Regions from separate parts of the Mus musculus genome. Here all the other regions are linked to region 2. The links are chromatin loops, found by intact Hi-C in ENCODE. Cell type or tissue: left cerebral cortex. All regions are shown on one strand. Region 1 has its middle 120 kb from the start of Gm24319. Region 2 overlaps Gm31594 (a long non-coding RNA gene). Region 3 has its middle 300 kb from the start of Gm46645.

The links. A loop is a pair of places that touch in the nucleus more often than their neighbours do. Peaks named below come from ENCODE experiments on the same cell type or tissue, not always from the same donor. Only the 100,000 strongest peaks of a DNase experiment are listed, where the experiment ranks them.
Region 1: a loop joins it to region 2, with 2.3 times the contacts of the local background. A loop is called at or near these places in 3 of 42 quality-filtered maps.
Region 3: it touches region 2 in a loop (3-fold over the local background); 10 of 42 quality-filtered maps call a loop at or near these places.

Annotation. Positions count from the first base shown.
Region 1 is chr19:15,799,757-15,803,756 of GRCm38, forward strand. No RefSeq gene overlaps it. Among named protein-coding and RNA genes, the nearest start is that of Gm24319, 120 kb to the left of the region's middle. In left cerebral cortex, a CTCF peak has its summit at 2,295 (motif pointing left); DNase peaks (open chromatin) are centred at 1,755, 2,274, 2,909, 3,618 and 1 more place; H3K4me3 peaks cover 1,268 bases; H3K27ac peaks cover 2,269 bases.
Region 2 is chr19:15,615,757-15,619,756 of GRCm38, forward strand. It overlaps Gm31594 (a long non-coding RNA gene), which reads left to right. Exons shown (of 5, transcript XR_386569.3): 3 at 2,371-2,460; 4 at 2,644-2,790. Among named protein-coding and RNA genes, the nearest start is that of Gm31594, 19 kb to the left of the region's middle. In left cerebral cortex, a CTCF peak has its summit at 1,958 (motif pointing left); DNase peaks (open chromatin) are centred at 1,953 and 2,294; H3K4me3 peaks cover 188 bases; H3K27ac peaks cover 335 bases.
Region 3 is chr19:15,033,436-15,037,435 of GRCm38, forward strand. No RefSeq gene overlaps it. Among named protein-coding and RNA genes, the nearest start is that of Gm46645, 300 kb to the right of the region's middle. In left cerebral cortex, a CTCF peak has its summit at 2,335 (motif pointing left); DNase peaks (open chromatin) are centred at 2,320, 2,918, 3,178 and 3,388; H3K27ac peaks cover 532 bases.

The DNA of each region.
Region 1 (4,000 bases), 180 kb after region 2:
AGGAAGGAAGGAAGGAGGGAAGGAAGGAAGGAAGGAAGGAAGGAAGGAAGGAAGGAAGGAAGGGAGGGAGGAAGGAAGGAAGGAGGGAAGGAGGGAAGGAAGGAAGGAAGGAAGGAAGGAAGGAAGGAAGGAAGGAGGGAAGGAAGGAAGGAAGGAAGGAGCAATAATAGAAGGGTTCTGTTGGCATCAGCTATTTGCACTGTCTGACATCCATTCAACACTCTCTTGACTAAACAGCTGTGCCCAGTGGGCACAACCCAGGGTTGACATTTTATTGGCTTATTTCAAGAGGCAGAAAGCTGTGATTCTATATAGCCATTGTCACCTTCTCTTCTCTGAGCACAGGGCCAGCTTCAATAGCAGCTCACCCACCTGGTCAAGTGAGACATGGTTGTCCTTCATGGCATTGGCTGCCACACAGTAGGAGAAATAGCCACTAACAGTCATAGCACAGGTCCTCCCTCTTCAGTAGCTCAACTGATTTTTCTTGAGTTTATTTAAGCATATTTTTTTCTAAAGCTATTGTAAAAGTCCTAGTCTGATTCTAGTTTGACCAATTTAGGTCAAATACTTCTTTAGGAAGAAATAGCATCATGGGGCAGAATATACAGTGTTTCGTTACACTTAAATTCCAGATAGACAACAGGTTTGTGTGTGTGTGTATGTGTGTGTGTGTGTGTTCCATATAATATCTCAGATACACTTTAATAAAAGAACATAATCGTTTATCTAAAATTCAAAGTTAACTGGGTCTCCTTTCGGTTTTATGGCTGTTGCTTTGCTAATTTGAGCAAGACCCTCCATCAGGAGCCCAAAATAGGTGGAAATATAAAGATTTTTATTACATCTGGATAACATGTCCACCACCCCAGCACAGAAGACCAAAGTCCACCTCACTAAAGACACATGTCCCCTGAGGAAAACCAGGTACAAGTCTAGAAGACGAAGGACAGACATTGATCAGCCAAACACAGCAGATCTGTCCAAAATCGAAGTGGGTGTGGCTATGGAAAAGGAGCGTGTGGTTTCAAAGGTTTTCAGGGGCGGGGCTGGGGGGGGAGGGGTGATGTGGGCCAGCTGAGGGGGGGGGGAAGAAAATTGTGCAGGCTCCTTCTCAATCTCCTAAGGTTGTGTTTTTAGCCGTACACATTTGCCAGATTGCTTGAAAAAAGGCAACAGCTGTGGGAACTGACAGTTTACAGTTGGGATAAATCGCATTAGTGAAGTATTTCAATTAGAGTGATATCGAACTAAAAAACCAAAGTCATCCCTGAACAAATAAATTAGCACTTCAGTTCGTGAAGTGGAAGATTTCAACAGCGCCTACCTGCCCATTGTTGTGCTGATAGTTCCTGATACTGCCCTTGTAGGGATGGCGCATATGTCCTGCTAGAGAAGGACAATTAGTCAGGATCAGTCTATAACTAGGTATTTGTTTCATTCCTGACCAACAGCCAAATTTGGTCTCAGATCAGCCTGAAATGTCCCTAATGGTGCATCAGAGAGCCTTCCTGCGGGGTCCTGGTACAGCCCACCAGCAGGTCAGCCAGACGACACAGGGCTGGACTCTCTTTCCCAAGCTAATTCATCTACACCGGTAGCACTTTAAAAATCAACTCAGAGACCGGTCTTGCAGCAGATGCTTTTTCCGCCTGCAGAAGATGAATGTGAAGAACCACAGCTCCCTTGTTCTCTCAGGGTCGGGGCCAGCTCAGCCCACAGACTGCAGGCAGCCAGGGGCTCTACAAAAGCCTTCTGTTCGCCTGGCCTCCTTTTCCTTCCCACCCATTCTCCTCCTCCAACATCACACCCGGTTCTCCCAACTCCCCACCCCAGCCTGAGTCGCAGCAGAAATTTTTCCTCTGCTAGCTAGTGATTCCGGCTAATTAGGTGGCTGCTTTCATTTACTTCAGCAGTTGGAAGAGGGGCTAAAATAGCATTGCCCCTATTCGTGTTGGAAAAATAAATCATGCCCATTGTTACTCAAGATCTTCCTCTCCCCCTCCTTCTCCCGCTCCTTCTCCCCCCCTCCCCCCCCCCCCCGCCCCCCAATCAAGCAAATTAGCAGCTTGGTTCGTTTTCCTGGCATTCACTCCAGGGCAGCCAGCAGCACCCCGGAATGTGGCTTGAAGGTGTGTGGTCAGTACAATTGTTTGGAGCTGTTTGTGCCAACAATGGGAGGAAATGCCTGTCTTCCAGAGGACACCGAGTGGCACTTGTCTTCCTTAGCTTAAGGAGGTCTTACCAGCTGCTGCCAAGCCTGGCTTCTCAGGAAGAGATACACCGCCATCTATTGGTCACGGAGGTTAACGGCAATGCCTTTCTCTCCCATATTTGCTCGAGGCCACTAAAGGACAGACAACAAAGCTTCTAGTAAGTTCTAAAAATAAGCTGATTCTTTGTACCTCGGAGTAAGACGGCGTTTTCCTCTAAGGTTGCAACTCTAAGTGCAGTGCAGCGCGTGACTAATACTTCCGCTGTGGGGCGCTTTCCGTGATGCTGGTTTCCAGGTCTCAGGATGGTTGGCTGGCATTGTCTGAAAGAGCTTGAGGCTCACCACTTCTCCATCCGACCTCAACTATCTTGGGTATCAGCACTTCTGGGTAATGGTTCTTACGCTGTAAACCTTCATATCATCCTTCTCCCACCCAAAACAAGCCCAGTTTCTAAGACTGCAAGATGGGGAGGGGCATTCAAAAGCTTCCTGCATTCAGAGACACTTGTCTGTGCACTGAGGATCAAATGCCAAGTCTTTTTGCATCCTGGATCCTGAAACAAGCAACTCCCCTATTCCTGACAACAAATGCTTCGGCTGCCTTTTATTTCATTCTGTTCTACATACATGAAGGACATGATTGCCTCCCTGGTTTCCAGTTTTAAAAAAATCCTGATTTGATTAGCGTTTGTGTAGAGATGGACGATCATATACAACCAGTCCATCGCAATATGTTGGGTTTGGTTTGTGACTCTCAATCAGGGTGACTGGCATGACATCCAAGAGTCTTTGTTATCATATTGGAACATTTTGGATTGACACAACTTGACAAGGTGTTGAGCGTTCTACAGCATTCAGGAGAGACCCACCACTAACACACACAGCAGAGAGTTATCCAGCCCAAACTGTCAATAGCACAGATGCACTAGGAGTCTGGTTTAGAAAAGGGGGAGGGGGAGGGAGGGGGAGGGAGAGGGAGAGGGAGAGGGAGAGGGAGAGGGAGAGGGAGAGGGAGAGAGAGAGAGAGAGAGAGAGAGAGAGAGAGAGAGAGAGAGAGAGATCGCCCTCTGGTAATGGGGTTATGATAACATTGATTGTTCTCAAATGAGCCACACCGCAGAGACAGAGGATAATTCTCCTTCTCCCAAGTCAGTATTTACTGCCTTTTTTTCTTCTTTAGCTCTTCCATTTTAAACATAATTTAGCTGTCTTTTTCCCCCCTTCTGCTGCTGGGAAGAGAAAGGGTTGGAGGGGGAGGGGAAGGCAAAAAGAAAAGGAGGATTAGAGGCTTGACCTGTTTCTCGGGAAGAGATGCCACATCCCTCTCTCAGATGTGCTTCGTGACCAGGCAGGGTACAATTAAAAGCACAATAATTTGCTTGTTATTCAAGTCAGGCATTAGTCCGGGTAATGGCGTGCTTGGTGGAGAGATGGATTTCCTTGTTAGGCAATAAGCGCAGGATTAACTGAATTCTCCATGGAGAAATCTTGATTTGTTCAAGGTCTTTCATGTTTTCTACAGAGAAGGGATTATGTCTTCTTAAAGAGGGGCCTTGCTTAAAAAGCTACAAAGTATAAGAAAAGGATTTAGGGCAGAGGGGCCTGTGGTTAAGTAGCTGAGGGGTACAGGGAATTTTAGAGCAAGGGATTATTTAAAGCCATAAAGTTCAAAAAATAATTGGTTTAGCACTACTGGGTCAGTGCTGGCAAGCTCACAGTAAGGCAGCTAAGCATGGGCTAATATTCATTTTACTTTGGCTAATTATTGCATGGATCCAGGAGAGG
Region 2 (4,000 bases):
GATGTTTCAAAACAGTGATGCAGGCCAGGATTGATTCCTCTCTTAGGAGGAAACCTGCATCCTGGTGCCCTGGACACCATGTGTGCTCCTGAAGACTGCCAATCAGACGGCGGGAAACAGGAAACGGTGCCTCAGCAACAGAGTCCCTGCCCAGAGTCTCACAGTGACATGTCTCAACACCTCTCCTAAACTATTAGAGACCCCTGTCACAGTAAGCACTTTCTCTTTTCCTGTTAGAACCATGCCATACAATAGCATAGGATAAAGCCCTGTCCGTCAAAGTGGTCCCAGCAGGTCAGTATTCCTCAAGTGAGAAAAGCATAGCGTCTAGGCCCACCTTGGACCCACTGAACTAGATGCTGGCCAAATCCTTGGGTAGTTCCTGGAACTATGAGAATCACAGGTTTAAAACATTAATGCTTTCTAATATTATTTATACTAAACATAGAAACATTTAAAATTTCCACTATACAGGCTAACATTTTAAAGAAAAGGATGTTTTTTTCTGAATAATAGTTCCATGGTTATCTGAAAAGCTTTTGAAATGTTTTTCATCCTCAAATCCAGAGTACCTGGCATCTACTACGTATAAAAATGGAGAGCAGTTGAACAGGACATTTGCAAGGACGAATGAGGGGATGAGAATTCAGGAAAAAAGGGTGATATATTGGCCAAGGATGTATGGAGCAGGGACTAATATGAAAACAAGAATAAAGAATACATCCTTCCATTCACTTTTGAATTGCCTTAGCTAACCGCTCACACCACCAATCCGATCCAGCCTGAAGGAGTATTCACAGGCAAAACGGTACATTCTGCGGGGCTTCTCCTAGAACAAGCTCCACGCTGCCCCTTGTAGATACGTCCTCCTCCCCTCCCCATTTCTACTGCTGATTTTCTCTGTGTCCACCACCACCCAGGTTCTCCTGTTTGCCTCCACTGATCTCCAAGCTCCCCATCCTGAAACCCTCTGCTTAGCCCACTGAGACCAAAGGTCACTAAGCAGCTTACACTAAAAGGAGACTGTTTTTAATATGCAAAAGAGTATTCCTCGATGGTCCAGAAACCATGCCACCTAAGGGTCAAATCAGCTCTGTTGTTGCCAAATTAATTTGAGAAAAGGGAGAAGTTATTTTCCTGGAGGATTTAACACACCTGCTTCCTGTCTGATTTTGGCCCTACCACTTCCCAGTAAATATTTTGAATCACAGGCCACCCTGCCTTACAGTCAGCCATAGGGTTGATTAGACATCAGAGAGAAGGTAAGAAAAATCTTCCCTCCATTTGATGTCAAAAACTACAAGGTCTAAATTTAAATGTAGGGCAAATTTGATAGGAAAGCAAGAGACTGCAGCATCTCCAGTCTTTACCTCATGGACTTCGTTTTCTTGCCACAGACAGGGACTAGAGCGATAAATAACGTCACCCAGAGCCAGTGACTGCCTTTGCACACGGTGACTTCTGGAAGCTTTCTCTCTGGACTGCCATGTTGTGACTATTTAATTGCCGTGGAAACATAGACATCTGATGACTTGTTTGCACCTTAGAGCAATCTTTTGACATTTTGTATATTAGAGAAACAGTGTGTTGCATATGTTGCTAGTGAGGGTAGGCAGGAAATTACTTGGTTCTGGGGCAGATGGTACAGCTGACTGACTATATGTAAAAGACTGTGTGGCAGGCAGGGCCAGTGTGGACATGTAGACACAGCAACCCAGAAACTGAGGGTACAACAATTTTATGGTATCTGAATTCTCAGCCTTGGTTTGTGAAAACCTAAGGAAATTATTCATCAATTTTCCTCACACAGGCTGAAAAGAGTCAGGGTCTCCTCTCCTTCAACCCACCCACCATGAGTTTTAATATATAATTGCGAGCATGTAAAAATAAATGGAAATGTCACTCTGCTGGTAACAAAAGACCTAACTCACAACGGCTTGAGCGGCATCTTGTGGTCACAGATGAGTATTGCACTCTTAGCCTGCTTGGATTGCTGGCATACTATTGCAAAGTATGTTCCTGTCTCCTCACATCTGACTTTTGGTAATGTTAATGAGGGGCTGTGCACGGATATCAATTCAGACATCATTATACTACCTTAAAATATTTTGTGAGTGCATACGTTAACTTATAATTAATTATCATACATCAATGTAAATGTATCCATGTAGGCAAATTGGATCAGTATTCTCTCATAATGTTTTAATAGCAGAGTACAAAAGGAAACTTATAAGATAGGAAACTATACGAGCAATGTTTACATTCTAAGCCATCTCAGCACACTTTCGAAATTGATGCTTCCCCATGAGGGAAAATATGAAATATTCACTGTTTCTCCAAATGAAATCCATTTTCTCTGTGTTATACAAGCACATAAGGAAAGGAAGAAAGTCGTCTTTCCGAGCATCAGCTTCCTTCTGTATCCCACAGCCGTGTGGACTTTGATTAACACACAAAGTGGTAAGCTAAAGGGCCTTCATCAGTGGAGCCCTGTCATAGCAGCCTAGACCCTGGGGTTTTGGGGTTTTTTTTGGGGGGGGTGTTTTTTTCTTTTTGTTTTTTGTTGGTTTTTTTTTTTAGACTGTGAATTTGGCTTTCAGAAAATCAATTCACTATTTTAAAACTATGCAATTTTTTTCTTAGCAAATTTCCAATTATAGATATCATTTAGCCACCATGGCACCATGAGGGGAAAGAAAAAAAAAAAAAACATAGTGAAAATCGAATCAAAGGCAGTACATGAATCATCAACTCGGAACTCAGACCTCAAAGATGTCCTGGGCGACCTCAGTAAGTCCGGTGGATTCTCTGTCGGGTTAGAAATATTAACATGAATCTCACGGATCCTGGCATCACCTGGAAAAGCACGTGTTGCTTTTCAACAACACACTACGAGAACTTCCACAAGCACTTAATCTTCGGGGCTCTTTAGTTATTTTCCGAAATAAAGAGAGGGACTTCTATTTCTATTATTGCTTCATCGTTGTGTGTAAGGTTGAATGTGGAAAATGATACTGAAAACAAAAAAAGAAAACATTTATTTAAATAATTTTCTACATGTGTCAGACAAGGTTCAGACAATAGAAAGGAATCTGTCCAAGTGCTTCTTTGAACTGATTATGTATTTATATAGGGATGAGGTGCGAATGTGTCAGGAGGGGTGCGTGCGCATGCGCGCATGCGTGTTTTGACGGCGGGACAGTTTCTGGTAGCCATGTGAGTCCTGCAAATGGAACTGCATTTATCAGCTTAGGAGCAGGCACCCTTACTCTTACTGACTGGGCAATCCCACTGGCCCCCATTGCAGTGCTGACAGCATTTTCTTTTTTAATGGAGAGAATTGCTCACTGGAAGTAAGCAACTCATTGGCATGTGGAAGAGAGGGAGGGAAGGAGGGCGGGAAGGAGGGCGGGGGAGGGGGGATTGCTTTCAACATTTGCCAATTTCCATGTGGTCAATTGCTACAATTTACATCAGTCTGAAAACAGAAAGAGATGTCCACAATTATCTAGTACAGAGGTTCTCTAGTGTCATAACCCCTTTGGGGGGTGGGGTGAGTCAAACAACCTAAGGTCCTCAGAAAACACAGATATTTACATTACAGTTCACAACATAGCAAAATTACAGTCATGAAGTAGCAATGAAATAATTTTATGGCTGGGGGTCACCACACTATAAGGAACTGTATTGAAGGGTCTCAGCGTTAGGAAGTGGAGAGACACTGATCTAGTTGTTTCTGCAGTGTAAATAAAGACCAAATAGCCCCAAAAGTAAATACTTAGAAAATGAGCTTTAGATACATATTGTTTGCTTTTTAATGTGATTTCATTAACTATAAGGTTTACAAATTATTAATGTTGGTGGTAAGTGCTATCCACAACCACTTCACAATGTTTCTCAACATTTAAGAATGGATCTTTCACACCAACAGGAGCTAGGTCCAGCAAGCTGTTTAGTAGACAAGAAAACCTGGGCAAAGCAGGCCAGACGTAATCCAGAC
Region 3 (4,000 bases), 580 kb before region 2:
AAAAGGGCTTCATGGGGAAGGCCCGAGTTAGTGCTCACAAAGCAAAAGGAAATCTCATGTTATTGCTGCAGTTTCTTTTGCTAAACTGGGTAGGCTGGACCTGGGGTCCTCAGGCCTCTCCTTTTGCTTTAGGTGGAATAGACAGGTCACTGAGGTAGCCTGCTTTGTCACCGAGGGAGTCCTTCCTGTTCCTGGCCTTTGAGCCTCAGGGGCCCACTCTACATCTTAGGGTGGGGGATCCCCGCCTTCCCCCACTCCTAGAGGCATACACATTCAGCAGCCCGAGAGCCTGCCTCTTCCACTGCCCACAGCCTACACACAGGCAGGCATAAGTTACTCTCCTTTGTTGCAGGAGTATTTCAGCTCACGGCTTGCAAAGTGCAAAGCCTGGCACCTTAGGCCGCCTGATGATTCCTGGCCCAGAAGAAGGAAGGCAACGTGGGGAGCAGTTTCATCAAGGTACTAGGGCTGTCTGCACAGAACCAAGCCATCAGCTGTGTAACCTGGGATATTTGGTTTGCATCTCTGAAAGCATCATTTCTTTGTAATGTGGGGTTGAGGCGCAGTAGCGATTTCTGAGTCCATCCTAGAGCCTAGCAGGACAAGACATTAACAAGCTTAGAGGGTTTTACCTGCCTGGCCTTACCAAAGGTTTGAGCAGATTGTACCCGCTTCGCGTAGCTCTTGTACTTCCCCAAGGGAATTAGCTACAATTGGCAAGCTGGGAAGTATTTGATTTAGATTAATCTCACTCGCCAAGGTGGAGAGCCTCATCATTTCTGACAGGCTGACTTAGCCACACTGCCCTTCTTGCTCCAGGAACGTGGGAGAGGCTTCTGGTTTATAGCTTTTGATGGGTAAGAAAACGGGTCATTATCATTTTTTCATGACACCCATAAAAGGCATGCAGTAAAGTGGACAGAAGAGCCGTGACAGGGTGGTGAACTCTGGAGCTGGCTCTCAGCAGGGCCAACCGCAGAAAGTAAATCCACAAGAGCCTGTTGTGGGTGGCATTCATCCTTCTAGGAATCTCTTGAAGTCTGGAATGGCCAGTGTGTTAGATCCAGCTGGAAAAAGGAATCCGTTACAGATTTTCAAACAGTTTGTTTGTCGCAAAAGGGGAAACAGCAGCATTTGGCATACACACAAAAACTTCCTTTAATTAATTGCAAATGAGTAATTTGGGGCTTTATGAACCATTTCTATACTAAAATGCTGGGAAATGAATTTTGGTGAGAAATGAAATTATTAGCTATAAGACCCAATATATAGCACGTCTCAAATCAGGCCAATCATCTGCAGACATGTTGAAATGCAGATTCCAATTTAGAAGGGGGAAAGGCACTCCAGCTGGCCTTGGGAAAACACTATGAAAAGTTAGATCTCGAGAATATAAAAATGAAAACAAGTTGGGTACGCAAGGGCCCGAGCCACACAATCATTCAGCTGACAGAGCCTCATGGTCAATTCCTACTTATATATTTTTTTTGTTGCTACCTCAAATAAATTCTCTCTCCCCTTGGCTTGTAGGGTGATGCATGGAGAGCTACCAAGTTGCCAGGCACAGTCCCCACCCGGTCTTGGGTGCTTGTTGCCCATTCATCCTCTCTGAGATGACTGTTTCACTCAGTCATGAGGCTAATTTGACAATGACATCACCTACAGTTGAATCATTATTCTTCTTTTCAGAAAACTAGGTTTTCTTGGAAAAACAAAGCAAAACAAACAAACAAAAAACCTAGATCTTTTTCCAGGTTTGCAAATTTTTGTCTCCGCAGAAATCCTGTTTTTTTTTTTGTTGTTGTTGTTGTTTTTTTAATGTGTTTGTTTTTGTTGTTCTGTTCTGTGTGTGTGTATGTGTGTGGTGTGCTATCATAAGATTAATATGGTTATTTTTTAAAACCAAAAAATAATATGGTAATCCTTTAAAACTCTGACCTGTATGTAAATTGAGCATGGATTGCTCAGTTAAAGTCACTGGCATGTTCTATAAGGAAATGACAATGCTAAAGCCACCAATATATTGCTTATTTGCTTTAAAAGAGATAGGCTATGCAAACAGATAAGTCTACAAATTAAAAAATATATATTGCATATAATTGTTAAAAGGTACTATTTCTAGGCATAATTGCATATTTTAAATCCAGAGATGAGGTAGGTGTTTCTTGAAATCCAGAGCAACAACCGGGCCCTTTTTAGTGGTTTAAACACACATAATTAGCAGTTTAATTTCCTCTGTGGCTGAGTTAGCCGTAAGATTTCATTTAATAACAAGCACAATTTTATAGCCCCAAGTAAGTGCCAGAGCCAGCGTCAGCTCAGCACTGCCCTCTGCTGGTCCTCAGCTGTCTCATGCCACCCTGCTCAGGGCAAAAGCATCTAACTTGAAAATTGTAACTGGGCTGTCTGAAAATTAATTGTGAGAGAAATGGAGAAATATAATTCATTTCAAACTCCCCTAATGAGGCTTTTGTTTTTAGCAGAACAAGCCCCAAAAGTCAGAAAGTATAACCCTAGATATCTTTCCTCTGGTCTCTCATACAGTCATTATCATATTAGCCTTGAAGCAGGTGTGTCTTTCTCATTACTCAGCACAATTACAGATGATGTCCAATATTTCTATACATGAGATGTCCCCAAACAACTAGTTTTCAAAACAGCAGTTTGTTACCCCTTAAGTAACCCGAATAAGCATGGTTTCATCTTATGTTTGGCCTTACATCTTACATTTTGCATCCAACTTGGCCTTATTTCTTGGTCTCTTTACTCAATTATTTTTAACACAGTAATGAAATTTCCTCTATACCCAGACTGCAGTCACTCTTTGTTAGCGCCAACTAGGGCTGACTACAGAAATAAAGACATGTCCTGAAGACTCCGGCTAACAAGCTGACAAACGTCAAAGCTGCTGTGTTCTCCCAGCCTTCTCTTTTCATCAGAAGGGGGAGGACTGACCATTATCTCAACCCTTCATTCAACATTCCAAAAGGGAAATATGCTGTCATCATATTGAGGCAAATAGCTGTCTGCATTGGGAGTCAGAAGAATTCACTAGGGCTTATTAAAGCAAATCCTCCCATTGGAAATGCAAGTACAATGAAAGCCCAAGCAGCTGCCTTATGTATGCACTGAGTTCTCTTGGCAGTGTCCTCTCTGTGTCCTGTCTTCTACCTCCCATAGGCCTCGAGGCTGTGAATCGGGAGAGATTACCATCAAAGCTTTTAAAATAGAAATTTATCAAATTTTGACTTGGGTTAAAACTGGGATTCAAATGTCTGCTCTGTAGAGCTGACGCTCAAATACATTTCTTCTACTTCCTAACTCTTATGTGATCTTAGGTGATAATATGACTCATGTAGCACTTCATGAGGTTTAAATTAGATACCATATGAAAGTGCACGGAGCTGTGCAACTTAGTGCAGCTTCTGAACTGGAGGCAGAGCCAGACTCAGGAGAGGCGTGATACAGCAGGAGAAAAGGGGAAGGGAACTATTGCTAAGAGCTTTACTCTTCAGTCCCATCATTACCAATGGCCCTGGGAAAGACACTTTAATTTCTTTAAACTTCAGTTCTTTCACTCTGAAAGGCTATTGCTAGTTCCTGCTCACAGCATTATGGGAACTGTAGAGAAAAGGGATCAGCAGAGAGCTTTGCATATCAAATGTGCCAATAAACAGCACATGGGGAAATAGAGCTGATATGGTAACCCATTTGAAGTTCTGGTTTTATCATCTTGACTGCTTTATGTCCTTGCACAATACATAGCTAACCATGACTGTCCTCTTTTAGTTTACACAAAGGTTAAATATGTTTTCCCTAAAAGGTTGATCTTGGTACTGCTCTTGATAAAATGTTTGGTCTGAGGTTCTAGAAAAATATCTAGCATCTCTTCAGTGGAGCTTCAGTAGACTGTGCCCAGTGGCTAAGGAAGAAGCTTTACAACTGGTTTGTGGAATTCATGGGCTGCACAATGATGAGGTTGAATATTATAACTTCATAA